Linked DNA regions of Homo sapiens: region 2 is linked to region 1. Evidence: chromatin loops called from intact Hi-C (ENCODE). Cell type or tissue: gastrocnemius medialis. All regions are shown on one strand. Links, peaks and the distances in the headings refer to the core of each region. The heading gives the core; the rest is flanking DNA.

What was found. A loop is a pair of places that touch in the nucleus more often than their neighbours do. Peaks named below come from ENCODE experiments on the same cell type or tissue, not always from the same donor. Only the 100,000 strongest peaks of a DNase experiment are listed, where the experiment ranks them.
Region 2: a loop joins it to region 1, with 4 times the contacts of the local background. A loop is called at or near these places in 31 of 110 quality-filtered maps.

Annotation. Positions count from the first base shown.
Region 1 is chr19:16,606,060-16,621,607 of GRCh38, forward strand. The region is part of intron 1 of MED26 (mediator complex subunit 26); the gene reads right to left. Among named protein-coding and RNA genes, the nearest start is that of MED26, 14 kb to the right of the region's middle. RefSeq lists an enhancer at 1-673. In gastrocnemius medialis, for the core only: a CTCF peak has its summit at 6,376; DNase peaks (open chromatin) are centred at 5,992 and 6,344; H3K27ac peaks cover 6,063 bases.
Region 2 is chr19:16,662,918-16,678,465 of GRCh38, forward strand. All of the region lies in intron 1 of TMEM38A (transmembrane protein 38A), which reads left to right. Among named protein-coding and RNA genes, the nearest start is that of TMEM38A, 9.6 kb to the left of the region's middle. In gastrocnemius medialis, for the core only: no CTCF peak of the experiment used is centred there; DNase peaks (open chromatin) are centred at 5,444, 8,994 and 11,134; H3K27ac peaks cover 8,000 bases.

The DNA.
Region 1 (15,548 bases), core at 3,326-11,325:
CAGCCAGACAGAGCCAAGCTGTAGCTCTACCTCGCCCTTAGCGGGTCATCTGGAATCCACACGCCTGGGCCCACGGCAGCAGGTGAGGTCAGGAGACAGGCCCTGTGGCCAGCAGGAGAGGCTGCGGTGACTCTTGAATCTCAGGAGACTGTATGGCCCCATAAATGAGGCCAGCACAGTCAGCACAAAGCAGCCTGAAGACACAATGGGGCCGGGTGCAGTGACTCACGCCTGTAATCCCAGCACTTTGGGAGGCTGAGGTGGGCGGATCACCTGAGGTCGGGAGTTCAAGACCAGCCTGGCCAACATAGTGAAACCCCCATCTCTACTAAAAATACAAAAATAAGCTGGGTGTGGTGGCGCATGCCTGTAATCCCAGCTACTCAAGAGGATGAGGCAGAATTGCTTGAACCCGGGAGGCAGAGGTTGCAGTGAGCCAAGATCATGCCAATGCACTCCAGCTTGGGTGACAGAGCGAGACTCCGTCTCAAAAAAAATAAAAATAAAATAAAAATAAAAACAAAAACAAAAGACACAATGAGGGAGGGTTTCCATTTTTTGGAGGGGAGCGGGGGATAAGCAAATGTGGCATTAGCCACGATGAAACCTAGAGAGATTTTTGATGGCTCAGTGATGAAGTCAGCAACAGTGACTGCCACCATCTGGGAGGGGAGTAGGCTGAGACAGGGCTGCTCGTTTCCCAGGGGAGGGGTGCCTGGCACACACCAAGAAGCAATGTTGGTGTCTGGCATCAGGAGCACTTTTGCAGGTTTGGTGGGAACCCAAACCCACCTGGGATGCACAATGCAACTGCTGCAGACACGAGAATTCATTCAGTCACCTTTTCACAGAAGGCTCTCCCTGTGTTGGTCAGTCTGGTCTCAAACTTCTGGGCTCAAATGATCCTCTTGTCTCAGACTCCCAAAGTGTCGGGATTACAAGTGTGAACCACTGTATCTGGTCTCAGCTGCTATTTATCTCCTGGAAAAATAAGAACGTTGGCCAGGCACGATGGCATACACCTGTAATCCCAGCTAAGCAGGCAACTGAGGTGGGAGGATCGCTTGATGCCAGGAGTTTAAGACCAGCCTGGGCAACATAGTGAGACCCTGTCTCTAAAAAATAAATAGATAATAAAAATAAAAATTTAAAAATTAAAAAGTTAGCCGGGTGTGGTGGCATATACCTGTAGTCCCAGCTACTCAGGATGCTGAAGTGGGAGGATCACTTGAGCCCAGAAATCCGAGGCTACAATGATCTATGGCTATGCCATTGCACTCATGCCTGGGTGACAGAGACTATCTCCTTTTGTGGGGAAAAAAAAAAAAAAAAAAAAGGAGCATGTCCATATTGTGTGCCTCGTGCCTTCTGAAGAGGAACTCAGGGAGCAGACAGAGGGCTCACACTCATGTTGGGGAAGGCAGGCAACAGACAAGACCATAGCCACACTAAAAGCCATGAAGAAAATAAACAGTGTGATTAATGTGAGTTGAAGGCTTCCCTCACAACCACTGGGCCAGATGAGGTGGTCACTTCAACCCCGGAGCCCTGAGAGAACCCGGGGAGGTAATACATCTGGAGCAAGAAGCAGTGCAAGCTTGTCCAACCCATGGCCCTCGGGCCACATGCAACCCAACACAAATTCGTAAACTTTCTTAAAACATTATGAGATTTTTTTTTAAGCTCATTGGCTATCATCAGTGTTAGTGTATTTTATGTGCAGCCCAAGACAATCCTTCTTCCAATGTGGCTCAGAGAAGCCAAAAGATTGGACACCCCGATCTAGAGCAAGTTGCATGATACCCTGCCTCCCCTTCAGGGCAGCTGGCTCCTCGTGAGCCAATGAGGGGTGCTAGACAGGGCCAATGGGAAACTACGATCACGAGAACTGTCCCAGCAGCCAGCTGCAAAGGCGCAGACACCATCTGGACAAGGAACCTGTCTGTGGCCTGAAGCCCGGCAAGCAGGCCAAGGGGCACCAGGGCCCTGGTGGGCAAGGCTCCAGGCCCAGGCCAGATCTCCGTCTGCACACGTTCCAATACATCTCCTCTTCTGGGGCCGCGAGCCTTCAGCATCCAAGCCAGGTAAGGGGCAGGGACTCTACCCAGGTGTGTGCTGGAGCCTGCTCACGCCAGCTTTACTGAGAGAGCAAGCCCGTGGTGACACTTTCAGGAATCAAAGGAGCCATTACTAACAATTACATTATATAAGCTTACAATAAGTTGTGATAAGAACAAAGGAGGAAGTTTTCAGTACTGTGTACTCAAAACTCATCACTTCCTACTTATTTTACCAAACTTAGTACTATCTAGGTTTCTGAGGTTATTCATGACTACTGTATGGGCATGGAGGACATGGTGTGCTACTGAGTCTCTTTCCCAACCTCACATTCAGTGATCTCATGTTAGTGGCTTGAAGCCAGCCATGGTGAGAGTATTTCCACCACAGAAATCAGTAAACACTATAAATCAGGGCTTGATTTTATGGGCTCCAAACTAGAAATCTGCAAACTCCTGGGCCATTCCATAACACTGTCTGTTTTTGTAAATGAAGATTTTACTTTTTTCATTTTACATGCTGTTTATTGAGGTAAAATTCACATTGACATAAATTAACCACATCAAGTTTTACTGGAACACAGTCACGCTCATTCACTCACATACTGTCTCTGGCTGCTTTTGTGCTACAAAGATAGCAGTACAACAGAAGCTCTACGGCCATATGGCCTGCAAAGATGAAAATATTTACTATCTGGCCCTTTACAAAAAGTTAGCCAACTCCTGGGGTTTAGACTTAAGAAAGTGATGGAGAAAATGTTAATAATGCAATTAAACTTAAAAAGCGTGTCATGCCTGAAGTCATTACATTGGGAACAGGACAATTGAGAAAATATTCTTATAGTACAGGTATTTGAAAACTATTATCTAATTCAGCAAAGACATCACTTGACTCATTAATACAAAGATATCGACCAGGCTGGTGCAGCGGCTCACACATGTGATCCCAGCACTTTGGGAGGCTGAGGCAGGTGGGTCACTTGAGGCCAGGAGTTCAAGACCAGCCTGGCCAAAATGCAGAAACCCTGTCTCTACTAAAAATACAAAAATTAGCCGGGTATGGTGGTGCACACCTATAGTCGCAGCTGCTTAGGGGGCAGCATGAGAATCACTTGAATCCGGGAGGTGGAGGTTGCAGCGAGCGGAGATTGCACCACCGGACTCCAGTCTGGGTGACAGAGCGAGACTCCGTCTCAAAAAAAAAAAAAAAAAAAAAAAAAAGAGAGAGAATAAGATATTAACCAAAGTCATGTCAAAACCAATCAGAAGCTGATACAAAAGCTCAGCAAAAATCAACGGAAGCAGCTGGTGAGAAGCAATTGGCTATATGGAACTGACAACAGTGTTGTATATTTCATTATTATTTGCAAATTATATGCCACCCATCCTTTATACTAGTAAAACTCATAAACTTACATGCATATTTACATATGTATATGTATGGATTTCTTTTCTTTTTCCTGAGAGCTGGTTGTCAAATTTTCACCAGCACACCACTGTCTATACCTTAGTATATGCCTTATGTAAATTAGAGCTTCATTATTTTGAAGTGCTTGAAATAGAGTCTGAATGAAACTAAAGTCCATTTGCATTATTGTATTTCAACATTACATATAAATGAAAAGATTAAAGAATCTGGATTTTTTAGAAATGCCAACTCATAAATTTTTCAATGTTTACTAAAAAAAATGCTTCCAAGTTTTATCACCTTCTTGTGCAAACAAAATTTCTCCACAACAATTATCAAAGTCAAGCAAAACAGAAACAAAAACAAAACCCACACCCTAACATATAAAAGTTATGTTCTTGGACACAAGCACTCTTTAAAAAAAAAAAAAAAAAAAAAAAAAGGCAATGTTATTTCAGTAATGTTATTCAAGCCGGGTGTGGTCGCTCACACATGTAACCCCAACCCTTTGGGATGCCAAGGCGGCCAGGAGTTCAAGACCAGCCTGGGCAACACAGCGAGACCGTCTCTATAAAAAATACAAAAATTAGTGAGGTGTGGTGGCTAGCACTTGTAGTTCCAGCTACTTGGGAGGCTGAGGCAGGAGGATCCCTTGAGCCCAGTAGCTCAAGGCTGTAGTGAGCTATGATTGCGCTATTGCACTCCAGCCTGGACAAGTAAAGTTTTTAGAGCAAGACTCTGTCTCTAAAAAATAATAATAATAAGCAAAACCTTGCCTCTAAAAATAATAATAATCATAATGTTATTCAACACAAGTTCAGTATTAACTATGCTCCCTAACACCCTGTATTTTATTTTCCTTATAATTTCTTTTTTTTTTTTTTCAAGACTGAGTTTTGCTCTTGTTGCCCAGGCTGGAGTGCAATGGTGTGATCTCGGCTCACCACAACCTCCGCCTCCCAGGTTCAAGCAATTCTCCTGCCTCAGCCTCCTGGTAGCTGGGATTACAAGCATTAGCCACCACGCCCAGCTCATTTTGTATTTTTAGTAGAGATGGGGTTTCCCCATGTTGGTCAGGCTGGTCTCAAACTCCCGAACTCAGGTGATCCGCCCGCCTCAGCCTCCCAAAGTGCTGGGATTACAGGTTACAGGCGTGAGCCACCATCCTTATAATTTCTATGGTAGAAACAGCACATGCACTTTCCCCTAGTCTCGCCTCCAAATTACCCATTGCACCCTGTGGATGCCACTGTTTCCTATGTGTGCCATGACATGGAAGGCTGAAAGCAGTGTGACAGCAGGAGGGCATGGGCTCTGTATAATGGGTGGCCAGGAGAGGCCTGAAGAAGTCCGACTGTCACAAGAACTGGATGAGGGAGAAGGTTCTCCCACAAGAATGAGGGCAAGGGTTCAAGTTAAGCTGAGAAAGGAAAGAAGGGCCCAAGGCCTGTAGCATGTGTAGATCATGACAATAAGGAATGTGGGCGTCTATTCTAAGGGTGATGGAAAACCACTGAAGGATGTGAAGTGACAGTGGTGTCATCTGCTTATCGGTATGGAAGGGACAGGACCAAGAGGGAAATGGCCAGGGTTGGACTCGAGATGGAGGGCAGAGGAGGGCTGGAGAACATGCATCCTGGCAGTAGCCCCCGGGCCTCACAGGTGGAGTAGGTGACTAAGGTGAGAGGAAGGCAGAGGCATGGACCACTCCAGGGTGTTTAGCAGAGCCATGGGGTGTGGCTTCACTGACTGTGTGGAGAAAACCAGGTGTTGTCCAGTCATTTTTGGTGGGATGGACCTCTGGGAACATGAAGAACATGACTGGTGGCCTTGACTGGAGTGTTATGTTGCACACTAGTGTTCTGAACCTTCCGGAAACGTATGAGAGGGGAACTAATCCTCTCCACTGATTGCAGTACATAGAGGCCCGCAATCCACTCCACAGCCGATTGCTCTCTATAGTGCTCAAGTGCTCTTCAGGCTAGAGCAGCCTACTTTTATTTTCATTTTTTTACAGTTTAATTGAAAAGACAATGGAGCATAGGGGAAAACAAACCAACCCATTCCCCCTGCCCCAACCAACACAAGTGCTTCCATTTTACCCCAAGTTCTAGTTCTTTAGGCATCCAGCCTATCCAGATGCCTGAGTCACAAAACCACTCCTTTCCCCCTCATGGTAAGGCCTGCCCATTTTTCTATAGAGCCTTCAGAATCACGCTTTCGGCTATAGGCTATTTGACTCTGTGGATGCACCATGATTCTGAAGCTTCTCCCATGCTGTTTAAAAATAAACTTCATTAAAAAAAAAAGAAGTAAATGGAGACAAGGTCTTGTTATGTTGGTCAGTCTGGTCTTGAACTCCTTGCCTCAAGCGATCCTGCCACCTTGGCCTCCCAAAGTGTTGGGATTACAGGCGTGAGCCACCAAGCTCAGCCTGTAAATAAACTTCCAAGAGTAAAATTACTGGGTCACAGGACATGAGCATGTCTATGCCTCTTGCTACATAAATAGTTTCCAAGAGGGTGACAGTGGCTCTGAGCTCCTGCCAACAGGGTGATGCAGGTTGTTGGGGGTGGGGTAGGAGATAGGCCGGGAGAGATAAAACAGCAACCCGCTGGCTTAACATCCAGTCTTGATTACCCACCAAGGCCATTCTGCCCACATGTTTTTGTGCAAGGTATATGTTCCAGGTATCAATTACGTCAACATTTTTCTGTCCAGTAAAATCTTGGAGATCTTATGATTATGATTACTTTTTGTGTGTTTGGTTTTTTTCTTGAGACAGGGTCTCGCTCTATCACCCAAGCTGGAGTGCAGTAGCGTGATCTTGGCTCACCCTAGCCTCAGCCTACACAGCTCAAGCGATCCTCCCACCTCAGCCTCCCGAGTAGCTGGGACTACAGGCACATGCCACCAGCCCCACCTAATGTTTGTGATTTCTACTACAGACAAGGTGTCACTATGTTGCCAAGGTTGGTCTCAAACTCCTTGCCTCAAGCGATCCTCCCACCTCGGTCTCCCAAAGTGCTGGGATTACAGGCTGGAGCCACCATGCCTAGCCACAATTGTTGATTCTAAAGTATGTCTCTACACAGGAAGAATATTGGCTATTGCTTCTGAAAGGCAGCTTCATGTGCACAAAGTTGTATTTTGATCATCCCCACCTGCAACTGCAGCACAGAGAGATTTGGAAAAGTACAGGCAGCTTTTAAACCTGCTTGTGAATTTCAGCCTAAGCACCTCTTCCAAGGAAGAGGCTCTGGACCCTGACGTCTGGGATTTTGTTCTACAACCAATTTCTTCCTGTTTTCCCCCGAGGGAGCATTTAGAAATGTGTAAATTATGCAATGTTGTCTTGTAACTGCTCCTTGCTGACACTAAAGGAAAGACTACCCTTGAAAAAGAACAGCATTTGTGAAAATCAAAGTTCAGTATCTACAAACTCATCTAGGGGTGTAATACCCCCTAGCTCCTGAAAAGTCGAGAAGGGGCTTATACATGTTTAGTACCTACTAGGTACTAAATTTCCTTTCAGGCACTGTTTACCTTTAGTAGGATAGGGACGTCCTCACTTTATAGAGAGTATTAATAGCACTGATAAATATTTGATGTGATTTGTCCAAGGACATATAACTTGGAGACGGAGCTGTAGAGATTCGAATCCAGGTCTAATTCCCAAACTCTTACATATTAAATACTTTTCTTTCTTTCCATCTTTCTTTCTTTGGGAGGAGGGGAGAGGAGGCTTAGAGGATTTCTAGTTGATTGTTAAACCTATTCATCAACCTACTCATAAGAAATGAAAAGCCTCCCTTCTCCACAAGAAAAGACCTCATCAACTGGAGCTGACATGGCTCAAAGGCTCTAGAGATGTCAGAGGCCGTGTCTGGCTGGGGAAGGGACACGGGATCCTCTGCACTCCACAGCAGCTCAGGCACAAACTCCCCCACTTCCGAGGTGGAAAAAGACAGCAGAGTCCCCAGCTCTCTACCCAAGGCGCTTGACGGGCACTGTCTAGGTGGCACTGGCTTCACATGCATCCCCCTTCCCTCTACAGTGGGCAGCAGTGTTATCTCCGGATGAAAGCAAAGGCTCTGAGGGCAGAAGGAGTCGGGCTCACAGCTGTGCAGTGCCAGCGACCTAACCTCACTATGCTTCAGTTTCCTGAATCAGCCCATCTATAAAATGGGATAATTCTTAGCACAGAGTGAGCACACAGTAAGAGTTGATGCTGCTGTCCTTGCAACCATTTCTGTTATGGCCCCAGGATAAAGTCCTTATAGTCCCTTATAGATTTACACCAAAGGATGTCGAGCCCTTGGTTTGTGAAGTGGGACTGGTAACTAGATTCAATGAGATCCATGCCCTGGGCTTGGTGACAGAATCAATGATGGAGTTAAAATCCTCACTTCCCCCCTTCCAACCGCATGGCCTCAGGAAGACAACATCCCAAACTCATCTGTCACAGGAAGACAGTACCAGCATCTTCATGATCAGGGTGACTAAATGGAGGCTAGGCATTGTGCCAGGCTCTCAACATACCTCAAGCCCCACAGGATGGTATCACCAGGTGATGGCAACACCAGCTCCATGTCACAAGTAAAAAGACTGAGGCTCGGAGACATTAAGTGATCTGCTCCAAGGTCACCAAAGTAGAAGCAGCTGAGAAGGACCTGAAGCCTTCCAGCTAAGGTCCAGAAGCTGTGCTAAGGGTAGTGTCTGGCCCGGCGCACGGTCTCACACCTGTAATTCCAGCACTCTGGGAGGCCGAAGCAGGCAGATCGCTTGAGCTCAGGAATTTGAGACCAGCCTGGGCAACATGGTGAAACCCCAACTCTACAAAAATTACAAAAAATTAGCTGGGTGTGGTAGCGTGTGTCTGTAGTCTTAGCTACTCAGAAGGCTGAGGTAGGAGGATCACTTGAGCCGGGGACGTAGAGGTTGCAGTGAGCCGATTGTGCCACTGCACTCCAGCCTGGGTGACAGAGTAAGACCCCATTTCAAAATAAAATAAAATAAAATAAAAAGGTGGGGGGTGGGTGGGGAGTGTCTGCCCAGGCCTGGAGGGAGGAGGCACGTGCAGGCTCATGTGGGCCTGAGGGGTTCACCAGGCCACTGGGTCCTGTCGACGGCTTCTGGAATCCCCAAACCTAACGGAACTGAGCGATACACACAGGACAGGCTCAGCGCCTGGGTGCAGACCATGCCAGTATGGCTCCAACAGACCCCTCGAACCATGGGAGGAATCCAAAGGGCTGAAGGTTGGAGAGAGCCAAGTAACCATCACAGGAAGGGGGCTTCCTCCAGGGGTCTGGCCAAATCCAGCCGCAGCCACCTCAACCCCAATACTAATCAGCTAAATGACTAAGCCCCACTAAGCCTGAATTCTTACCCCCAAGCCCAACTGGGTCCTCCCAGGTTAGGCAATGCTACTTCTGTAATCTGAAGTCAGAAATGGACCCACATCCATTTGTAAACTGGTCACTGGCCCTAACAGAATGAATGGCTCTCTAAATACCAGCAAGAAAACAACCAACCAGTCTTTGCTTCAAGGGGAATGGGGGTGGGGGAAATGACAGGCAAGTCAGACCGGTTACAGGAAGCACTGCGGGAAAGATCAGACCAGGATGCCTGCAATAGTCAGAAGACAGGGATGCTTATGGAGGCTCTGGACCCTGAGACCAGAGAGGCAAGGAGGGAGAGAGGGCAGGTGATCAGGTGGGGTGCACAAAAAGGTCAGGAGCTGACTGATGAGCAGCTGAGCATGGCTGGAGCAGGAGAGGAATAAGAAGGGCTACCTGACCCAGAGCCTGGGGCACAATGTGCTCAGATGATTCTTTACTGACTCTCTCAGTTGCAAGTGAGGGAAAAGTCAGCTCAAATGGGTTTTATCAAGAAAGGAAACCACAGGCTCACTTAGCTTAAAAATTTGGGGCAGCCAGGCGTGGGGACTCACGCCTGTCATTCATCCCAGCACTTTGGGAGGCCAAGGTGGGTGGATCACCTGAGGTCAGGAGTTCGAGACCAGCCTGGCCAACATGACAAAACCCTGTTTCTACTAAAAATACAAAATTAGCTGGGTGTGGTGGCAGGCGCCTGTAATCCCAGCAACTTGGGAGGCTGAGGCAGGAGAACTGCTTGAAACCAGGAGGCAGAGGTTGCAATGAACTGAGATTGCACCATTGCACTCCAGCCTGGGAGGCAGAGCAAGACTCCATCTCTGGGGGAGAAAAAAAAAAAAAAAGTTTAGGACAGGCTTCACCTCAGACCAGCCAAGCCACAAGGTCTTAGTCCTCTCCACTCCTCTGACCAGGTCTTAATCCTGGACAGGCTGCCTCCAGGCAGCAAACCCCAGCAGAAAACAGCTCACATCCTCTTCCATTCAAGTCTCCCCAACCTACTCCAGCAAAGTGCTACAACTTTCACAGGCTCTGATTGGGTCACAGGTCTGTCTCTGAACCAATCACTGCCCAGGAAGATGCAGCCCCATTACTGGCCAGTCCTACCTACATTACTAACCATCCAATGGGCATGGACTGGAGAGAGGAAGGGGCAGCTCTCAGGAAAACGAGGATGCAGAGACCAGGAGGAAGGCCATGGGAGCTAGATGGGCTCTCTACCACCAAGCCTGTGTATTATTAGGTAGCATGCATGTGAGCACCCAGGATGCTTCAGGCACAGGGCCATGTTCCATTCTTAAAAGCCTTCCTATGCAGCATTTTTTACATCTTTCTGGAAAAACAAAGGCTGCAAACCTAACCTTGTCGAAGGTTGCAAGGTGAATGGCAGAGTCAATGGTTCCAACTCCATTCTGCTTAAGTCCTCCACCCAGGAGAAAGACTGTCTTCTCCACTATATGCCACCTAAAGAGCTGAGACTCTATCCAGCCAGCAACACGACACCACCAGAAAAGTCAAACATCCCTATCTGTTTTCAGACACACAGAGGCAGGAGACTGACTAGGACACTGCTGCACTAGACCCCCTGGAGGTCCAGCTTGCAGGAAGAAGGACTCCAGGATGGCCCTAAGGTGGTCTACAGAGCAGTAGATCATGGCACCACCAACAGACACAGCACAGCATGACAAAGGCAGAGATGAAGAAGGTGTATCCACTTTGGAGTGGGCTGTCTAGACATCCAGGCACAGGAGAGAGCAAGTGTCCAGGTGCCAACGAAGCTGTGGCTCTGAGACTACCTGGGGAAAGTCTTAAGGGCCGAAGACCGTGAGCAGTGCTACACAAAGCCAAAACGCTTAGGGGGAGCAGGCACCACTGGAAAGGGTTGTGTAGAGAAAAAAGAGACCAATGCAGCAAGGGGCAAGGGAACCAGGTAGGCAGACACCCCCCCACTGCTAGGCCTTGTCATTCATTCCAAGTGCCCATGGTGAGCACAGAGAACAGCGCCCTAAAGAGAAGACAACCTGGCGTGACAAACACAACAGGCATCCTTGTGCCCAAGGACAGCTCATCTTCCTAAACAGATGATGCCACTTCCTACTTCCCAACTTGAGGGAGCCCACCACCCGACCAGATAGGAAACCGTGTTCACAGTGCTCTCAACACAGAAGAATCATCACCAGGGTGATGAGGAGGTGCCCACTCGGTCACACCCCTAACTCCTTGTTGGGCTGACAGCGTGTCCAGAGAGGCAATGCACAAGTCTTCCACATACCATCCAGCACAAATACCACCTGCCAACTACACCAGAACACCTAACGTGCCCCCTCCCCATTCCAGGCCAGGGTTTTCACCATTTTCCTTCAGGTACACAGGGCTGCAGCAGCCTGGGGGCACATGCTGTTTCTGTCTGCACAAAAGGTCCTGCTCCTTCGGAAACACCTCCCTGACTTACTGTGGGCACTGCCACTTTCTTACAAGACCCTCCCATGGCACCCCAAACCAAGCCAGAGTGTGTCTCCTGAAGTTTCCGGAACTGGAAACTAGAAAGTAACTCCTGTCTACAACAGGTCAAACTCAGGAGCTGCTGCCTTTCCCAACACATGAAGCAGCCCATCCACAAGACAGGCGGACACACAGACACACACACATAGTGTGGAGGACCAGAAACAGAAAAGATTCCCTCTCCCTTCTCTCCACCCCAATTTCAATCCCAAACAGCACTTATTTAAGCTCAGCTCAGTGTTTAGAGGAAGGAAAAAGCTGGGGAGCAAATGCGGAGGAGCTCACAGGAGAGCAGTGCTGAAGCTTTCCTGGGAGAAGACAGGCTCCTCATTCAGAGGCCCACAAGTTCAGGCACTTGCTTGCCCACCAACCATCAAGGTGAGAAAATGAAATGCTTGAGAAGCTCCCTTAAGGCAGAAGTGAAGGTGGAATACCCATTCACAAAACTTTCCCTCACAGACGAGCTGAGACTTAACATGTGGCCCGTTTCCGTCACGGCCAGGCAAAAGGGGGAGCAGACACCAACATCAGGTGCTTACTGAGAGCCCCCCCAGAAACACAAGGTGGGGTTGGGGAAATGGAGGCTGCAAAAGAAAGATCACTTGACTCTACCCCTCTCCATTAACCGAAGGGGAAGAAGCCAGGCCAGGAAACACAGGTACGAGTTTCCGGTTACCCAGAGGGGAGGCACAGATGAGAGGAAACAGGCAGGACAATCAGACCCAACAGATCTCCCAGCCTCTGCCCAGGGTCCACAAATTCAGAGAAGCTACAGGAGGGGCCACAGCTCTTGCCTGGGTCACAGCGCAGTCTCCTCATGACCACAGGAGGCCTGGTGGGGTTCAGGCCACCTGGACCGCACCACCTCCCCCAGCAATGAGCTCCATTCCAGGCAGTGACTGAAGCACCAGGAGAGACTGTCAAGACAGGGAGGAAAAAACAGCACCATTCAAGACTGTCTCCAGCCCAGGACAGGATCTGAAGCTGCAGCTGGCCAGCACCTGCACTCGGACAGCGTGACAGCGAGGTCCCCAAGGGTGACTACAGGCAAATGGAGTCTGTGGTTTAACCAGAACAAGAAGGTACTCACAACTCCACGCGGTGACCTCACACCAGCCAAACCACCCTGTTGCTACTCTGGACCTTACATTTCCCATTTTTTTCCCCAAAAACTCCCATTTTGCCTTCTGGAGCCAAGGCCCAACTATTTGGCGGTCACATCAGGAGAGGTGATGACATCAGTGCACATCCATGGACACTGGATCCACTATTCTTCTCCCGTTAACAGGACCTTGATGTCTCCTGGGAACATCCCCTCTATTGTGGGACTGTTTGGGTGGAACCCACAGCAGATTCAGGGGTAAGCCAATCAACTAATTCAATCAAACTGCTAATCCAATCAAAGCTCAGAGAAGGCATAAGGAAACGTTTGGTGGGGCTTCCAGCAAAGAGTCGGGAGTTCGGTGAGGGAAAATCCTGAAACTGCTGGGATGGAGAGGAAGACACCCTACTGTGTGAAGGCAACACTGCAAAAGAGGGAGACAGAAAAACCAGGTCCTCACCTGACCGCAGACTTGCCTTTGGGCCTGCATGACCATCAGCCCCTTTGTGTCTAAGCTCCTGCCACCAGCACAGTGCTAACCTCCCTTTAGGGCTGGACAGGCCACAGAATTAGTATAGGAAGTAAAGACAAGTGCTGTGCAGGCAACCAATTAACACGGAAGGAAACAATGTGAACCAATGACCACCCAAAAGGATAAAACTGTTCTTATTTTATATCCCTTCACATCAGTATCACGGGTCTCCCACTGACAGCACTGAAAAGCCAGCTTGCTGACTGCTTGCCTAGGCACCATGCAAGATGCACCTGGGAGGTGAATGGAGTTGGGCAGCATCTATAAAGGGTTCTGGAGGGCTGGCCTGCAGAACAGGAGAGCCGTTAGCTACCATGGTAACTACTACATCACCCTGGGGGGAACGAGGATGTGGCCACCTCTCCATGCCTAACTCAAGCTGGGCCAGGAACCTGATGACTAGAACGGGGGACATCAAAACAAGTCATCAAGGGGATAAGAACTTAAACCCAGTGTGTGCAGGGGGCTGCCCAGAGAGCCAATGTGACCAGGAGTGTGGGTGGGAAACAGAAGAGTGCACTACCGTGCTGAAGGCACAAGCAGGCAGTGGGGCTGCCAGGGCCTGGGAGTGCTGCCAGCCCACTGGGCTCTCGGTGTGGGCCATGGGTCACACCCACCTGAGTCCTCCCAGTAACTCACCCACTGCTGATGCCTGCACCACAGAACCCCCACCAGAGTCAAGGCCAGCCACAGCCAACGCCCTATAAAACCATGCTGTGCACCCAGCACACGAATACCCGAGTCTCCACAGCAGCCACGAGGCTGACCCACCACCAGGGTGTGGCCTGGACAAAGCAGCACCCTACTTTCTCACCATAGCAAATGAAAATCTGGGGGGATGTGTGTCCAGGAATGCCATGTTTTGTCACATGACCAAAAAAGGCCGAAGGATCGCTGGGGACCCAGGCTTCACAGATGAAGTGACATTTGAACAGTGTCTAGGGACCATGGACAGGCAGAAATCTAAGATCAAGCGCCGCCTTCTCTATTAGGGTGAAAAATACCTGACGAGAAAGAGAGGAAAACACACCTCACACCCCTTCTTCAGCCAGTTCCAGAGAAAGCACAGAGCATTTTAGTGACCACTGTCCTCCCAGTCTGGCATAAGAGCAGTGCACAGATGAATCCAGCATAAACAGCTGGACCCAGGCAAGAAAGGGGAGTGCCTGCGCAGCAAGTGCCCACTGGCCTCTCACATGACAAGGGAGGCAGCCAGCAGGTGGCTGTGTTCCAACCCCAGCCTCATCCCATCTAGCCTCCTTCCAGCTGTGTCCGCTGAGCCTCAGTTTCCTCACTAGTACCTGCCTCCTGTTTAATCTACACCTGCTATGAAGATTAAATGTGTTTTGAATGCAGGTGAAGTGCTGAAAACCGCTGGCACCTAGGACCTGCTCAGTAACGCTGACAGCCATTCCCAAAACTGGCCCTGTTTACAGTGAGAGCACCAAGCATTTGGGCACCCACGTGCTGTGGCAGTTCTAGACACTAAGGGAGCAACACCTGCTCTCCTACTTGGGCACTTCACAATCACATGGAAAATGTAACCAACAAGACCTGTTATCAGCAGGAATATAAGGTGTTAAAATGATGAATGGTTCCTGAGGGAGACGGTCTTGGATTAAGCCAGGTAAGGTTTCAGAAAAGGGAGGCAGTAGGGATGACAGGAGGCTCCCAACTGGAGGCAGCACAAAGGTCAAATTCCAGGTGTCACACACATACAGGTAAGGCCTGCTCTCAGAGTTACACTGATGCTGTTTTGATGACAAGACAGAACTTCATTTCGAAGCATGACTGGATTAGGAGTAGGTTCTGTCCTCGAATTTTCTTTAAAACAGTTACTCAAAGCACACCTGTTGTTATGTGAAGCTTCCAGAAGGTTTCTGATGATAAAAATGAACCCTCATACTCAAAAAGGTTTGGAGCCACTAGGCTAGAGGAATTTAAAGGGGGAAAAGTTGTAGGAACTGGGAAGGAATGGAATTCAAAATGTAACATGTGAAAACACTTCATGTTTGCAAGGGTACACCTTGGAAGACGCAATGGAGTTCAGCTTCCATGCTGGGCACCACCGATGTGGGAAGCGGAAGACTGTCGTAGTTAAGCCCTCTGACATCAGAACCACCCAGTGATGGATTCAGACCCAAGGCTTCTGGTTCCCTTGTCTGCAATACCAGACAAATCGGTGAATCTCTCCTAGCCCCTAAAATGAAGATGAAGCACCTACCCTAGAAGTAATTCAAAGAAGCAATGAGACACTCCACACAGTAGTGTCTGGCACTGTGTAAGTGCTCAGTAAACAGCGGCTGTTCGTCTTGCAGCCTCTGCTGCCCAACAGAGACTGCTGCTGGCACACAGGAGACCGAGCCTAACTCTGCATGCAGGGGAAACCTGATGAGCCCCCTGACGTTTTCCAAGATTCATTTTCCTGCAGTGGATGAACCCAGGAAACTTTGCTGCAGTCACAGTAACATCCAAAGGCCTTTAACCCCAATTGCCTGGCAATCCTTGGGATGTGAGTTCCCAGAGGGCTGCTGGTACTTCACCTGAC
Region 2 (15,548 bases), core at 4,955-12,954, 58 kb after region 1:
ATCTTTCCTTTCTGGGGAAGAATTCTTGGTGGTTCAGGCCAGTTCCTTGGGCAGTTGCAGAACCTTAGAAAATCTGAAACTGGCTGGGCACAGTGGCTCACGCCTGTAATCCCAGCACTTTGGGAGGCCAAGACGGGCAGATCGCCTGAGGTCAGGAGTTCGAGACCAGCCTGGCCAACATGGAGAAACCCCGTCTCTACTGAAAATAAAAAAATTAGCCAGGCATGGTGGCACATGCTTGTAATCCTAGCTGCTTGGGAGGCTGAGGCAGGAGAATCACTTGAACCTGGGAGGCGGAGGTTGCAGTGAGCCGAGATCACGCCATTGCACTCCAGCCTGGGCGACAGAGCAAGACTCTGTCTCGAAAAAAAAAAAAATCTGAAACTGAGGAGGGTTGGAGCCCTGTGGGAATGTAGGACACAAATGTCTTGAGAAAAGAGGTCTCCAAGCTGCCTGGGAACTTGCAGGAAGGTTCAAGATATTTCTGCAGAAGTCCTAGAATAAGCCATCCAGGCTCTAAGTGCCAGAGCCTGAAGGTTCCTGAAGGCTGAGAAGTGGTTCCAAACCCTGGCTATTCATGAATTCATGAGACGCTCCTGGGAGCTTTTTTTCTTTTCTTTTTTTTTTTTGAAACGGAGTCTCGCTCTGTCGCCCAGGCTGGAGTGCGGTGGCGCCGCCTCTGCTCACTGCAAGCTCCGCCTCCTGGGTTCACACCATTCTCCTGCCTCAGCCTCCCAAGTAGCTGGGACTACAGGCGCCCACCACCATGCCCGGCTAATTTTTTTTTTTTTTGTATTTTTAGTAGAGACAGGGTTTCACCGTATTAGCCAGGATGGTCTCGATTTCCTGACCTTGTGATCCGCCTGCCTCGGCCTCCCAAAGTGCTGGGATTACAGGTGTGAGCCACTGCGCCCGGCCTCCTAGGAGCTTTTAAACCCCCTATCTCCACCCCCCACCAATTGAATCAGAATATTAATCTCCCCTCCCTCAGTGACTGATGTCTGTTATCAGGGCTGAGGATACTCCACCCAGTTCAACCTCCTCCTTTCATAACTGGGGAAACAGGAAATAGTGGCTAAGCTATCTTAAATACACAATGAGCCTGTGGTCCCATGGCTGGTCAGTTGCAGCCTCGGGACTCAGCCCAGGTCTGCTTGACTCTAAGAATCAGTACAATTGATGTGAGATTGGTTTCCTTAGAAAAGAAAGGTGTTGGAGGCCAGATGTGATGGCTTATGCCTGTAATCCCAGCACTTTGGGAGGCGAGGCGGGTGGATCACTTGAGCCCAGGACTTTGAAACCAGCCTGGGCAACATGACAAAACCCCGTCTCCACTACAAATGCAAAAAAATAGCCAGGTGTGGTGGCGCACGCCTGTAATCCCAGGTACTTGGGAGGCTGAGACATGAGAATAGCTTGAATCCAGGAGACGGAGGTTGCAGTGAGCCGAAATCTCGCTGCTGCACTCCAGCCTGGGTGACAGAGCCTGGCTGAGACTCTGTCTTGGAAAAAAGAAAGAAAGAAAAGAAAAGTGAGGTGTCGGATTGAACTGTTAGTCCCAGTTTGGTGTGCGTGCTGGGTATCTGTAAATTTTCTTCTCAGAATTTGTGTGCTGGACCAGCTACAGAATTTGCCAGGCCGATACAAAGTATCAGTGTGGGGCCTTTTGTTCAGAAATTAAGAATTTCATAGCCAGGCATGGTGGTGTGTGTCTGTGGTCCCAGCTACTTGGGAAGCTGAGGCTGGAGGATCACTTGAGCCCAGGAGTTGGAGCTCAACTGCGCCTGGCTGGGTCAGGCTTTCTTGAGAATCCTGAGAATGGATGAAGCTCAGAGTGTGGTCCTCAACAGAGCAGCATCAATGTTGCCTGGGAGCTGCAGCGAGCTATGATCACCCCACCGCCCTCCAGCCTGGGCAACAGAGCAAGACCGTGTCTCCTAAAAAAATAATAATAATAATAAAAAAAGAATGTCAGCATAGGTCAGATAATCTCAGCATTTGGGGAGGTCAAGGTTGGAAGATTGCTTGAGGCCAGGAGTTCATGGCCAGCCTGGGCAACATTGTGAAACCCCTTCTCTATAAAAAATACAAAAATGGCTAGGCGCGGTGTCTCATGCCTGTAATCCGAGCACTTTGGGAGGCTGAGGTGGGCAGATCACCTGAGGTCGGGAGTTCAAGACCAGCCTGACCTACATGGAGAAACCCTGTCTCTACTAAAAATACAAAATTAGCCGGACGTGGTGGCACATGCCTGTAATCCCAGCTACTAGGGAGGCTGAGGCAGGAGAATCGCTTGAACCTGGGAGGCAGAGGTTGCGGTGAGCCAAGATTGTGCCATTCCACTCCAGCCTGGGCAACAAGAATGAAACTCCGTCTCAATAAACAAATAAATAAAAATTAAAAAATGCAAAATACAAAAATATTAGCCAGGTGTGGTGGCATGTGCCTGTAGTCCTAGCTACTAGGGAAGCTGAGGTCGGAGGATTACCTGAACCCTGCAAGGTGGAGGCTGCAGTGAGCCATGATCGTGCCACTGCACTCCAGCCTGGGCAACAGAGTGAGACCCTGTCTCAAAAAAAAAAGAAAAAAGAAACTAAACGTCTCTGAATCATGGGAGTCAGTTCTACCACTAGCACTGAGTAAACACCACAATGGTTATTTCACCACCATGAGCTTCAGTTTATTTGTCTGTGAAATGGGATCATTGGTAAGAGAACCCCAGACTCCCTTTCCTAGCGATTGTAAAGATCTATTGAGAATTTTGTCAGGGATAAGGTCTAAGGCATTTGTGAGGGGTGGTGATGTTTATTTGGAAGTCTAGGGAGGAATATATTACTTGGGATACTGGCATTTTCTGGGTCAGGCTTGCTTACTTTTCTGTTTCTTTTCTTTTCCTTTTTTTTTTTTTTGAGATGCAGTCTTGTTTTGCTGCCCAGGCTGGAGTGCAGTGGCACGATCTCAGCTCACTGCAACCTTCACCTCCCAGATTCAAGTGATTCTCCTGCCTTAGCCTCCTAAGTACCTGGGATTACAAGCATCCACCACCACACCCAGCTAATTTTTTTGTTTTGTTTTGTTTTTGGAGACGGAGTCTTGCCGTGTCTCTAGGCTGGAGTGCAGTGGCTCGATCCCGGCTCACTGCAACCTCCACCTGCCGGGTTCAAGCGATTCTCCTGCCTCAGCCTCCCGAGAAGCTGGGATTACAGACACGCGCCACCATGCCCAGCTAATTTTTGTATTTTTAGTAGAAACGGGGTTTCACCACGTTGGCCAGGATGGTTTCAATCTCTTGACCTCGTGATCCGCCCACCTTGGCCTCCCAAAGTGCTGGGATTACAGACATCAGCCATTGCGCCTGGCCCATTTTTTTTGTATTTTTAGTAGAGATGAGTTTTCACCATGTTGGTCAGGGTGGTCTCAAATTCCTGAACTCAAGTAATCCACCCGCCTCAGCCTCCCAAAGTGCTGAAATTACAGGTGTGAGCCACTGCTCTTGGCCAATTTAACTTTAAAAAAATTTTTTTTTTTCGAGACAGGGTCTTGCTCTGTCTCCCAGGCTGGAGTGCAGTAGTACAGTCATAGCTCACTGTGGCCTCCAACTCCTGGGCTCAAGCAATCCTCCCACCTCAGCTTCCCATGAGCAACTGTGCCTGGCTGGGTGAGGCTTTCTTGAGAATCCTGAGAAAGAATGAAGCTCAGAGTGTGGTCCTCAACTGAGCAGTGTCAATGTCACCTGGAAGCTGATTAGAAATGCAGAGCCCCTGCGGTGGCTCATGCCTATAGTCCCAGCACTTTGGGAAGCCAAGGTGGCTGGATCACAAAGTCAGGAGTTTGAGATCAGCCAGGCCAACATGGTGAAACCCCGTCTCTACTAAAAATACAAAAACTAGCCAGGCATGGTGGCGGGCTCCTGTAATCCCAGCTACTTGGGTGGCTGAGGAAGGAGAATCGCTTGAAACCAGAAGATGGAGGTTGCAGTGAGCTGAGATCGCACCACTGCACTCCAGCCTGGGCAAAAGAGCGAAACTCCATCTCAAAAAAAAAAAAAAGAAAAGAAATGCAGAGTTCTGGCCAAGCTCAGTGGCTCACACTTGTAATCCTAACACTTTGGGAGGCCGAGGCGGGCGGATCACCCGAGGTCAGAAGTTCGAGACCAGCCTGGCCAACATGGCGAAACCCTGTCTCTTCTAAAAATACAAAAATTAGCCAGTCATGGTGGCACACGCCTGTAATCCCAGCTGCTCAGGAGGCTGAGGCAGGAGAATCACTTGAACCAGGGAGGTGGAGGTTGCAGTGAGCCGAGATTGCGCCATTGCACTCCAGCCTGGGCAACAAGAGCCAAGAGTGAAACTCCATTTCAGGAAAAAAAAAAAGAGAAAGAAATGCAGAACCCAGGCCCCACCCAGCTCTGCCCAATGAGAGTCTGTATTTGAGCAAAATCTGCGGGTGATTTGGCTCATTTCTGGGGCCTCCAAGCTCCATGTGAGGAAAGAGAAGGAAGCAGTTGAGTGCTGGCTGCAAAACTGAAGAAATGAGTGAATCAATGACAATCCTGGTTGCCTTGAGCCTTGACCCATCCAAAGAATCTCTCAGACCAGTACTTCTCAAACTCACCTACACACCAGACTCACCTAGGGAGATTTTAAAAATCCTTTTGGGCCAGACGTGGTGGCTCATGCCTGTAATCCCAGCACTTTGGGAGGCCAAGGCGGGTGGATCACTTGAGGTCAGGATCGAGACCAGCCCGGCCAACATGGTGAAAGCCCGTCTCTACTAAGAAAAAATACAAAAATTAGCCACGCATGGTGGTGTGCACCTGTAATCCCAGCTACTTGGGAGGCTGAGGCACAAGTATTGCTTGAACGCGGGAGGTGGAGGTTTGCATTGAGCCAAGATCTTGCCACTGCACTCCAGTCTGGGTGACAGAGCAAGACTCCGTCTCAGAAAAAAAAAAAAAAAAATCCTTTTGTCCTGATTGTCACCCCTCTTTCATTTAAATCAGAATTGTGGGTCAGGCATGGTGGCTCACGCCTGTAATCCCAGCACTTTGGGAGGCTGAGGCTGGTGGATCACCTGAAGTCAGAAGTTTGAGACCAGCCTGACCAACATGGTGAAACCCTGTCTCTACTAAAAATACAAAAATTAGCCAGGCGTGATGGCGGGCGCCTGTAGTCCTGGCTACTTGGTAGGTCGAGGTGGGAGAATCACTTAAACCTGCGAGGCGGAGGTTGCAGTGAGCAGAGATCATGCCATTGCACTCCAACCTGGGCAACAGAGCAAGACTCTGTCTCAGAAAAATAAATAATAAATAATAAATTAATTAAATAAATAACTCAGAATCATGGGGCTGAAGGAGGTGGCTCACATCTGTAATCCCAGCAAGTTGGGACACCAAGGCAGGCAGATCACTTGAAGCCAGGCGTTGGAGACCAGCCTGGCCAACACAGTGAAACCCTGTCTCTACTAAAAATATAAAAATTAGTCAGGCATGGTGGCGCAAGCCTGTAATGCCAGCTACTCCGGAGGCTGAGGCACGAGAATTGCTTGAACCTGGGGGGAGGCGGAGGTTGCAGTGACTCTGTCTCAAAAAAAAAAAAAAAAAAAAGAGATGGGGGTTCTGTTGTGTTGCCCAGGGTGGTCTTGAACTCCTGGGCTCAGGAGATCCACCTGCCTTGGCTTCCCAAAGTGTTGGGATTACAGACATGAGCCACTGCACCCGGCCAACCACTGATCTTTCTTTCTACTACCTCCAGAGTTTTGCCTTTTCCAGAATGTCCTTTAGTTGGAATCATGCAGTATGTACCCCTTTCAGACTGGCTTCTTTCACTTAGGAATATGCATTTAAGGTTCCTCCATGTCTTTTCATGTCTTGATAGCTCACTGGATAATATTTCTTTCTTTTTTCTTTTTCTTTCTTTTTTTTTTTTTTGAAATGGACTTTGCTCTTGTTACCCAGGCTGGAGTGCAATGGTTTGATCTTGGCTCACTGCAACCTCTGCCTCCCAGGTTCAAGTGATTCTCCTGTGTCAGCCTCCTAAGCAGCTAGGATTACAAGCATGTGCCACCACGCCTGGCTAATTTTTTGTATTTTTAGTAGAGATGGGGTTTCTCCATGTTGGCCAGGCTGGTCTCGAACTCCCGACCTCAGGTGATCTGCCCGCCTTGGCCTCCCAAAGTGTTGGGATTACAGGCGTGAGCCACTGCACCCGGCCAAATAGTATTTCATAGTAAGGATGTTTCATGGTTTGTTTATCCACTCACTCCCTGCAGGACATCTTGGTTGCAGTTTTAACTTTTTTTTTTTTTTTTTGAGACGGAGTCACTCTGTTGCCAGGCTGGAGTGCAGTGGTGTGATCTCGGCTCACTGCAACCTCCGGCTCACTGGTTCAAGCAATTCTCCTGCCTCAGCCTCCTGAGTAGCTAGGATTACAGGTGCCCGCCACCATGCCCAGCTAATTTTTGTGTTTTTAGTAGAGACAGGGTTTCACCATGTTGGCCAGGCTAGTCTTGAACTCCTGACCTCAAGTGATCCACCCGCCTCAGCCTCCCAAAGTGCTGGGATTACAGGTGTGAGCCACCACACCCAGACAAGTTTTAACATTTTTCATATGCTGTTAGGACCAAAGAAAACCATTCTTTGATCCCTGATTTGAGATCTCTGGTTTGAACTACAAGCTTTTTGAGGGCAGGAGGCTGTTGACTCCTGCTCCACCTTGTGAGGGAGAGGCTGCTATCTCCATTTAACAGGGGAGGAAACTGAGGCAGAATGCTGAGCTCAAAAGCTCAGGAGGAGAAGACTGGTCCTAGAGTCACTGAGAGACTCGGTCAGTACCCCATGCTTCATACACCTCTGACTGAATAGCACAGTGCTAGAGTGCCCTGGGGACCCTTCTAGTACCACCCAGTCATCTGCAAATGAGGCATTGACCCCTGAAAAGGGAAAGTCACAGAGTCCATTGCAGACCAGGACTTAGGGACCCAAAGCTTTTTCCTCTCTTCTGAGGCAGAGCTGATTTTTTTCTGTTTGTTTATTTATTTATTTATTTTTATTTTATTATTTTATTTTTTTGAGACAGAGTTTCGCTATTATCGCCCAGGTTGGAGTGCAGTGGCGCGATCTCAGCTCACCGCAACCTCCGCCTCATGGGTTCAAGCGATTCTCCTGCCTCAGCCTCCCGAGTAGCTGGGACTACAGGTGCCTGTCACCACGCCCAGCTGATTTTTGTATTTTTAATAGAGATGGGGTTTCATTCTATTGGCCAGGCTGATCTCGAATTCCTGACCTTGTGATCCACCCGCCTCGGTCTCCCAAAGTGCTGGGATTACAGGCATCAGCCACTGCGCCCGGCCTGTTTTTTGTTTTTTTTTTTTTTTGAGACAGAGTTTTGCTCCTATTTCCCAGGTTGGAGTGCAGTGGCATGATCTCGACTCACTGCAACCTCCGCCTCCCAGGTTCAAGCGATTCTCCTGCCTCAGCTGCCGGAGTAGCTGGGATTACAGGCATGAGCTACCGTGCCCAGCCGAGGCAGAGCTGATTTTTAAAAAATCCATCTACTGAAATTTCCACCCACAGGTACTTTCCATTTCCGCACTGTTCCAGAAATACCTCTTGCGTCGTTGCTAGGCGCTAAGCAATCTCTTTTTCACCCTCACAGGCATCTTTGGAAATGACTGATATAGATCTGGTGTGGTCACCTTGTCCAGGCTTTCCCAAGATGAGCATCGAAAGTCCCATGTCCAGCCGGGTGCGGGGGCTCATGCCTGTAATCCCAGCACTCTGGGAGGCCGAGGAAGGTGGATCACCTGAGGTCAGGAGTTTGAGACCAGCCTGGCCAACATGGAGAAATCCCATCTCTACTAAAAATACAAAAGTTAGCCGGGCCTGGTGGCGGGTGCCTGTAATCCCAGGTACTCGGGAGGCTGAGGCAGGAGAATCACTTGAACCCGGGAGGTGGAGGTTGCATCAAGCCAAGATCGCACCACTACACTCCAGCCTGGGCGACAGAGCAAGACCCCATCTCAAAAAAAGAATAAAAGAAAGTCCCATGTCCCAGGAAACCCCTGGGACCCAGGCAAAGGGGGATAGTTGGTCACCCTAGACCGCCTCCCCCTCCTACATATGGGCAAACTGAGGCCCAGGGAAGGGAGGGACTAGCCTAAGCTCACCCAGTCAGAGGGGAATGTGTTCATGGCATGCGGCAGTTGAAAACCTATTGGCTTCATGGGGCTGTCCCAAACCCATCAAGAGAAACCAAGGAGTATGGAAAGGGGAAAGGACCTGGGCTTTTTTTTTTTTTTTTTTTTTTGAGGCGGAGTCTCACTCTGTCACTCAGGCTGGAGTGCAGTGGCACGATCTTGGCTCACTGCAATTTCCGCCTCCTGGGTTCAAGCAATTCTGCCTCAGCCTCCTGAGTAGCTGGGATTATAGCCATCCGCCACCATACCCAGCTAATTTTTGTATTTTTAGTGGAGACGGGGTTTCACCATGTTGGCCAGGCTGGTCTCAAACTCAAACTCCTGACCTCAAGTGATCCACCTGCCTCGGCCTCCCAGAATGCTGGGATTACAGGTGTGAGCCACTGCGCCTGGCCGTCATCTTGGTCTTTTGACAGTGAAGCAAACTAAGGCTTGGGGGGGCAGGCAGTCACTTGCCCAAGGCCATGCTAGAGTGAGTAGCAGAGCCAGAAGCTAGGCATGTGATGAGGTTTTGCCATGTTGCCCAGGCTGGTCTTGAACTCCTGAGCTCAAGTGATCTGCCTGCCTTGGCCTCCGAAAGTGCTGGGATTACGGGTGTGAGCCACCGCGCCCAGCCGGCATGTGACTTTTATAGCAGGGCACACACATACTGCAAACATGGGCATCTGCCCGTCAGAGCGTAACTCATGCAAACGCTAGGTCCCTACCCCCACTCCCCAACCTCGGTCCCTGGGATGATCCCAGAGGGCACAAGAAAGATCCTGGAAAGAATTCAGTCCCTGGGAGTTATTTTTAGATGCAGAGGTATCCATTTCTGCAAAACATGGGTGCCTCACCCGACCTGGCCTCTGCACAGGCCACCAGCTGCTCTGAGGGATTAACTCTCAGCCAGTTGTGTTTTAAATAGACCCTAGGAGAGGAGCTGAAGCATTTTACCTCATACCCTAGGACCTTGGTCAATGGTAAGACGTAGGACAACCTTGAGAGCAGGGAGAAGCTGCATTTTGGGCTCATAACTCCAGGGTGAGGTTAGAGGAGGGAAAAGCTCATTCCAGTCCTCATCAGGAGTTAGACAAAGAAGCAACGTTCTACTTTGTTTTTTAAAAAAAGAGATGTGGAGAGAAAAAAGTGGCTTGTTCAAGATCACATTGTTAGTTGGTGGGGATAGCGAGGAGAGGGGCAAGTGTATTGATTACTTACTCTAAAACAGGGATGTCCAATCTTTTGGCTTCCCTGGGCCATGTTTGATGAAGAATTATCTTGGGCCTCACATAAAATACACTCACACTAACGATAGCTGATGAGCTTAAAAAAAAATCACAAAAAAACCTCATTTTTTTTTTTTTTTTTTTTGAGGCAGAGTCTTGCTCTGTGGCCCAGGCTGGAGTGCAGTGGTGTGACCTTGGCTCACTGCAACCTCCACCTCCTGAATTCAAGTGATTCTCATGTCTCAGCTTCCCAAGTAGCTGAGATTACAGGCGCATGCCACCACGCCCGGCTACTTTTTGTATTTTTAGTAGAGATGGGGGTTTCACCATGTTGGCTAGGCTGGTCTCGAACTCCTGACCTCAAGTGATCCACCTGCCTTGGCCTCCCAAAGTGTTGAGATTACAGGTGTGAGCCACTGAGCCCGGCCATAAGTGTATCATTTTGCAGCCCAACCTTTTCACTCAGCAGTAAGCTTATGGGACTTGTCTTTGTTGATACATCTAAAACAGAGATTCTCAACCAGAAGGGATTCTGTTCCCAAAGGATAAATTTGGCAATATCTGGAGACATTCTTGGTTGTCACAGCTGTGTGGTGCCACTGTCATCTAGTGGGTGGAAGCCAGGGATGCTGCTTAACATGCTATAATGCACAGAATGCCCCCATAGCAAAAAATGATCTGATCCCAAATGTCAACAGAGCTGAGGTTGAAAAACCCTGATCAAGGTCTAGTTCACTTTTCTTTTTCTTTTTGTTTGTTTGTTTGTTTGTTTGTTTCTGAGATGGAGCCTCCCTCTGTCGCCCAGGCTGGAGTGCAGTGGCGCAATCTTGGCTCACTGCAACCTCCACCTCCCGGGTTCAAGCGATTCTCCTACCTCAGCCCCCTGAGTAGCTGGGATTACAGGCACCTGCCACCATGCCTGGCTAATTTTTGTATTTTTAGTAAAGACAGCGTTTCACCATGTCGGCCAGGCTGGTCTCAAACTCCTGACCTCAAGTGATCCGCCTGCCTTGGCCTCCCAAAGTGCTGGGTGAGCCACTGCACCCAGCCTGGTTCACTTTTAAATAGCTACTCTATGGCACTCCACATTTTGTGGCTTCCCACAGCTTTACTAAGAGACTGTTGATTTCACTTTTCTCCTGTTGCAACATTGTATCAGTGAAACATCTTCCTTCTCTAAGTCTTTGTTTATGGTGCTTGTTTCTTTGGGGTTAATAGCAAGGAGTGGAATTGCTGGGGTCCAGGGGATGCACAGCTTCATATTTCCCTGGTATTGCCAAGTTGCCTCTAACATGGTAATGCCCACTGATGCGCTCACCTGGATTTGTAGGAGAAACTCTGGCATTGATGATTATTTCCCCCTGTGAGGTTGACCAAGCTAAGAAGAACGTAATTCCTTTTACAGAGTAGAGTGCACTACACCTTTCTCAATTAATAAATGGAACAGAGAAGGTCATTGTTGTTACAATGTCACCAGAAATGCGCAGGCCTGCTGGTGGCTCACACCTGAAATCCCAGCACTTTGGGAGGCCAAGGCAGGAGGATCATTTGAAGCCAGGAGTTCAAGAGCAGCCTGGGCCACACAGTGAGATCCTATCTTTACAAAAAAAGAAAAAAAAAAAAGTATAAAAATTGGCCAGGCATGGTGGCACACGTCTGTACTCCTAGCTACTTGGAAGGCTCAAGCCCAGGAGTTTGAGGCTGCAGTGAGCTATGATTGCATCACTGCACTCCAGCCTGGGTGACAGAGCGAGATGCTGTCTCTTAAAAAAAGTGTCCAGGGCCAGGCGCTGTGGTTCATGCCTGTAATCCCAGCACTTTGGGAGGCCAAGGTGGGTGGATCACCTGAGGTCAGGAGTTCGAGACCAGTTTGGCCAACTTGGAGAAACCCCCTGTCTACTAAAACTACAAAACTTAGCTAGGCGTGGTGGCAGGTGCCTGTAATCCCAGCTACTTGGGAGGCTGAGGCAGGAGAATCACTTGAACCTAGGAGGAGGCGGAGATTGCAGTGAGCCGAGATCACACCACTGCACTCCAGCCTGGGCGACAGAGCAAAACTCTTGTCTCCAAAAAAAAAAAAAAAAAAAGTTGGGGGGATCCAACACAACCATGATGACTTTATGTTTGCTAGAATGTAAATTCCATGAGGGCAGGGACCTCACCTGTCTTGTTCATTATTGTAATACCAGGACCCAAGGCCGGGCGCCGTGGCTCACACCTATAATCCCAGCACTTTGGGAGGCTGAGGTGGGCAGATCACCTGAGGTCGGGAGTTTGAGACCAGCCTGACCAACATGGAGAAAACTTGTCTCTACTAAAAATACAAAATTAGCCGGGCGTGGTGGTCCATGCCTGTAATCCTAGCTAGTCGGGAGGCTGAGGCAGGAGGATTGCTTAAACCCAGGAGGCAGAGGTTGCAGTGAGCCAAGATCGCGCCATTGAACTCCAGCCTGCGCAACAAGAGCGAAACACCGTCTCAAACAAACAACAACAACAAAAAAAAACCAGGACCCAGAGGGATGCACATTTCCCATAAATTCATTCACAGTTATTTCTTGAACCCATACAATGTGTCCAACACAGCCCCCATTCAGTGGCAGAGAAGGCCTCCGTGGTTGCTGAACTCACGGAGGGATGAAGATCAAATCCACCCGTTGAATGTATCATTAGTATATACAGATTTCTTAATCTGTTGCAGATGCTATAATCTGTTGCAGTGGCAATAAACCAGTAGACCAGGTGGCTGATAAACAACAAATTTATTTCTCAGAGTTCTGGAGGCTGGAAGTCTGAGATCAGGGCACTAACATGGTCAAGTTCTAATGAGGGCCCTCTTCTGGCTTGCAGATGATCAACCTCTCCTTGTGTCCTCATATGGTAGACAGCAGAGAGCAGCAGGCTTTCTCATGACTCTTATTTGTTTATTTATTGAGATAGAGTCTTGCTCTGTCACCCAGGCTGGAGTGCAGTGCCTTGATCACGGCTCACTGCAGCCTCAACCTTCCAGGCTCAAGTGGTCCTCCCACCTCAGAAGTAGCTGGGAATACAGACACCTGCCATCACGCCCAGCTAATTTTTATTGTTGTTGTTGTTTTAGAGATGAGATTTCACTATGTTCCCAGGGCTGGTCTGGAACTCCTAGGCTCAAGAGATCCTCTGGCCTCAGCCTCCCAAAGTGCTGGGATTACAGGTGTGAGTCACCACGCCTGGCCTCTCTTGACTATTTTTTTTTTTTTTTTTTTTTAGAGACAGAGTCTCACTCTGTCGCCCAGGCTGGAGTGCAATGGTGCAATCTCAGCTCACTGCAACCTCTGCCTCCCGGGTTGAAGCGATTCTCCTACCTCTGCCTCCCTAGTAGCTGGGACTACAGGCGCCTCCCGCAACGCCCAGCTAATTTTTGTATTTCTAGTAGAGACAGGGTTTCACCATATTGGCCAGGCTGGTCTCGAACTCCTGACCTTGTCATCTGCCCGCCTCAGCCTCCCAAAGTGCTGGGATGACAGGCGTGAGCCACCATTTATAAAGGCTCTAACCCCGTTCGTGAGGGGTCTACCCTGGTGACATAATCACCTCCCAAAGGCCCGACCTCCTAATGCTATCACAAGCGGGGAGGGGTAGGATTTCAACATACGAATTTTGGAGAGACAGAAACATTCTGTCCACAACAGACACTCTTTCTCTTCCCTGCTAAAAATAGACAAAACTGATTATTTCTTTTGCTTAGTCTTTTGATTTGACTAATAAGAGATCACATTTTGGCCGGGCGCGGTGGCTCACACCTGTAATCCCAGCACTTTGTGAGGCCGAGGCAGGCGGATCACGAGGTCAGGAGATTGAGACCATCTTGGCTAACACAGTGAAACCCCGTCTCTACTAAAATTACAAAAAATTGGGCGTGCTGGCGGGTGCCTGTAGTCCCAGCTACTAGGGAGGCTGAGGCAGGAGAATGGCATGAACCTGTGAGGCGGAGCTTGCAGTGATCTGAGATTGCGCCACTGCACTCCAGCCTGCGGGACAGAGCGAGACTCCATCTCAAACAAAAAAAGAGAGAGATTACATTTTGTGACCTTGTTATCTCATGTCAATACTGACTGTAGTTTTCATTTCATTAGAATAAGTTGTATTAGGGGAATCGTTGGTTTTGGCTCTGGTCATGTAATGTACAGAGTAGCTGTACCTTACAACTTGATCATAAAGTTGTTCTCTGCAAAACGAAACTAGTTGGGAAAGACAGAATCAATATGATGAAAGAAGTGGTCATACCAGGAGACACAAGTTCTAACTCCAAGGTGTGGCCTTAGAAGATTACGAAGATACAACATAAGGATAGAACTATTTATAAAGATTATAAAGGCTTTACATGAGTAATACAAGATGCAAGGATTTAGTGAATAGACATTAATACTGTACCCCGAGTGTTGCATTTTCATGACCTTTTTTTTTTTTTTTTTTTTTGAGAGGTAGTCTCGCTGTTGTTGGCCTGGGCTGGAGGGCAATGGCACGATCTCAGCTCACTGCAACCTCTGCCTCCTAGGTTCCAGCAATTCTCTTGACTCAGCCTCCCGAGTAGCTGAGATTAAAGGCGCCCACCACCACGCCTGGCTAATTTTTGTATTTTTAGTAGAGATGAGGTTTCACCATGTTGGCCAGGCTGGTCTTGAACTCCTGACCTCAGGTGATCCACCCACCTCGCCCTCCCAAAGTGCTGGGATTACAGGCATGAGCCACCGTGCCCAGCCCTTTTTTTAAAAAGAAAAAAAAAAAAAAAGCCCAGCTATAGGACCTAAGGACTCAGCAATGGGGTTTTCAAGCCCCCTTCTTTTTAATATGGAATTTTAAAATACTTCTTATCTTGGAAGAGTTTATGACTCACAAGAAGTTGCAAAAATGGTACAGAGAATTTGCAAATACCCTTTACCCAGCTTCCTCCAATGACATCTTATGTAATGATAGTGCATTATTAAAACCAGGAAATTGGCATGGGTACACTATCATTAACTCAACTACAGACTTTATATATTTATTATTTTTGAGACAGAGTCTCATTCTGTCACCCAGGCTGGAGTGCAGTGGTGCACTCATGGCTTACTGCAGCCTCAAACTCTTGGGTTCAAGTGATCCTCCCAACTCAACCTCTTGAGTAGCTGGGACTACAGGTGCATGCCACCATGCCCAGCTAATTAGAAAAAATTTTTTGTAGAGATGGGGTCTCACTGTGTTGCCCAGGCTGGCCTCCCCTCCCCTTCCCTCCCTTCCCCTCCCCTCTCAACAGGGTCTTGCTCTGGAGTGCAGTGGCATGCTCATGACTCACTGCAGCCTCCACCTCACCAGCTCAAGTGATCTTCCTACCTCAGCTTCCCGAGTAGCTGGGACTACAGAAGCATGCCACCACGCCCAGCTAATTTTTAAAATTTTTTGCAGAGGTGGGGTCTCACTATGTTGCCCATGTTGGTCTCGAACACCCAGGCTCAAGTGATCTACGTGGCTCAGCCTCCCAGAGTGTTGGGATTACAAGTGTGAGCCACCGTGCCCAGCCCGGAAATAAAAGCTTAATACATGCTACAATGGGGATGAAGCTTGAGGACATTATGCTCAATAAGCCACACAAAACAACAAAGTTTGTATGGTTTCGCTTACATGAGATTCCTAAAGTCATCAATTTCATAGAGACAGAAAGTAGAATGGTGCCAGGGGCTAGGCGATGGGGGATGAGGAGTGAGTGTTTAATAGGTTTCAGTTTGGGAAGATGAAAGAGTTTTGGAGATGGTTGGTGGTGATTATGGCAAAACAATGTGAATATAATGCCATAGAACCACACACTTGGCCAGCCACTTGGCAGTGGCTCATGCCTGTAATCCCAGCACTTTGGGAGGCCAAGGTGGGCAGATCACAAGGTCAAGAGATTGAGACTATCCTGGCCAACATGGTGAACCCCCATCTCCACTAAAAATACAAAAATTAGTTGGGCGTGGTGGCGCATGCCTGTAATCCCAGCTACTCGGGTGGCTGAGGCAGGAGAATCACTTGAACCCGGGAGGAGGAGGTTGCAGTGAGCCGAGATCGCGCCACCGCGCTCCAGCCTGGTGACAGAGTGAGACTCTGTCTCAAAAAAAAAAAAAAAAAAAAAGAGCTATACACTTAAAA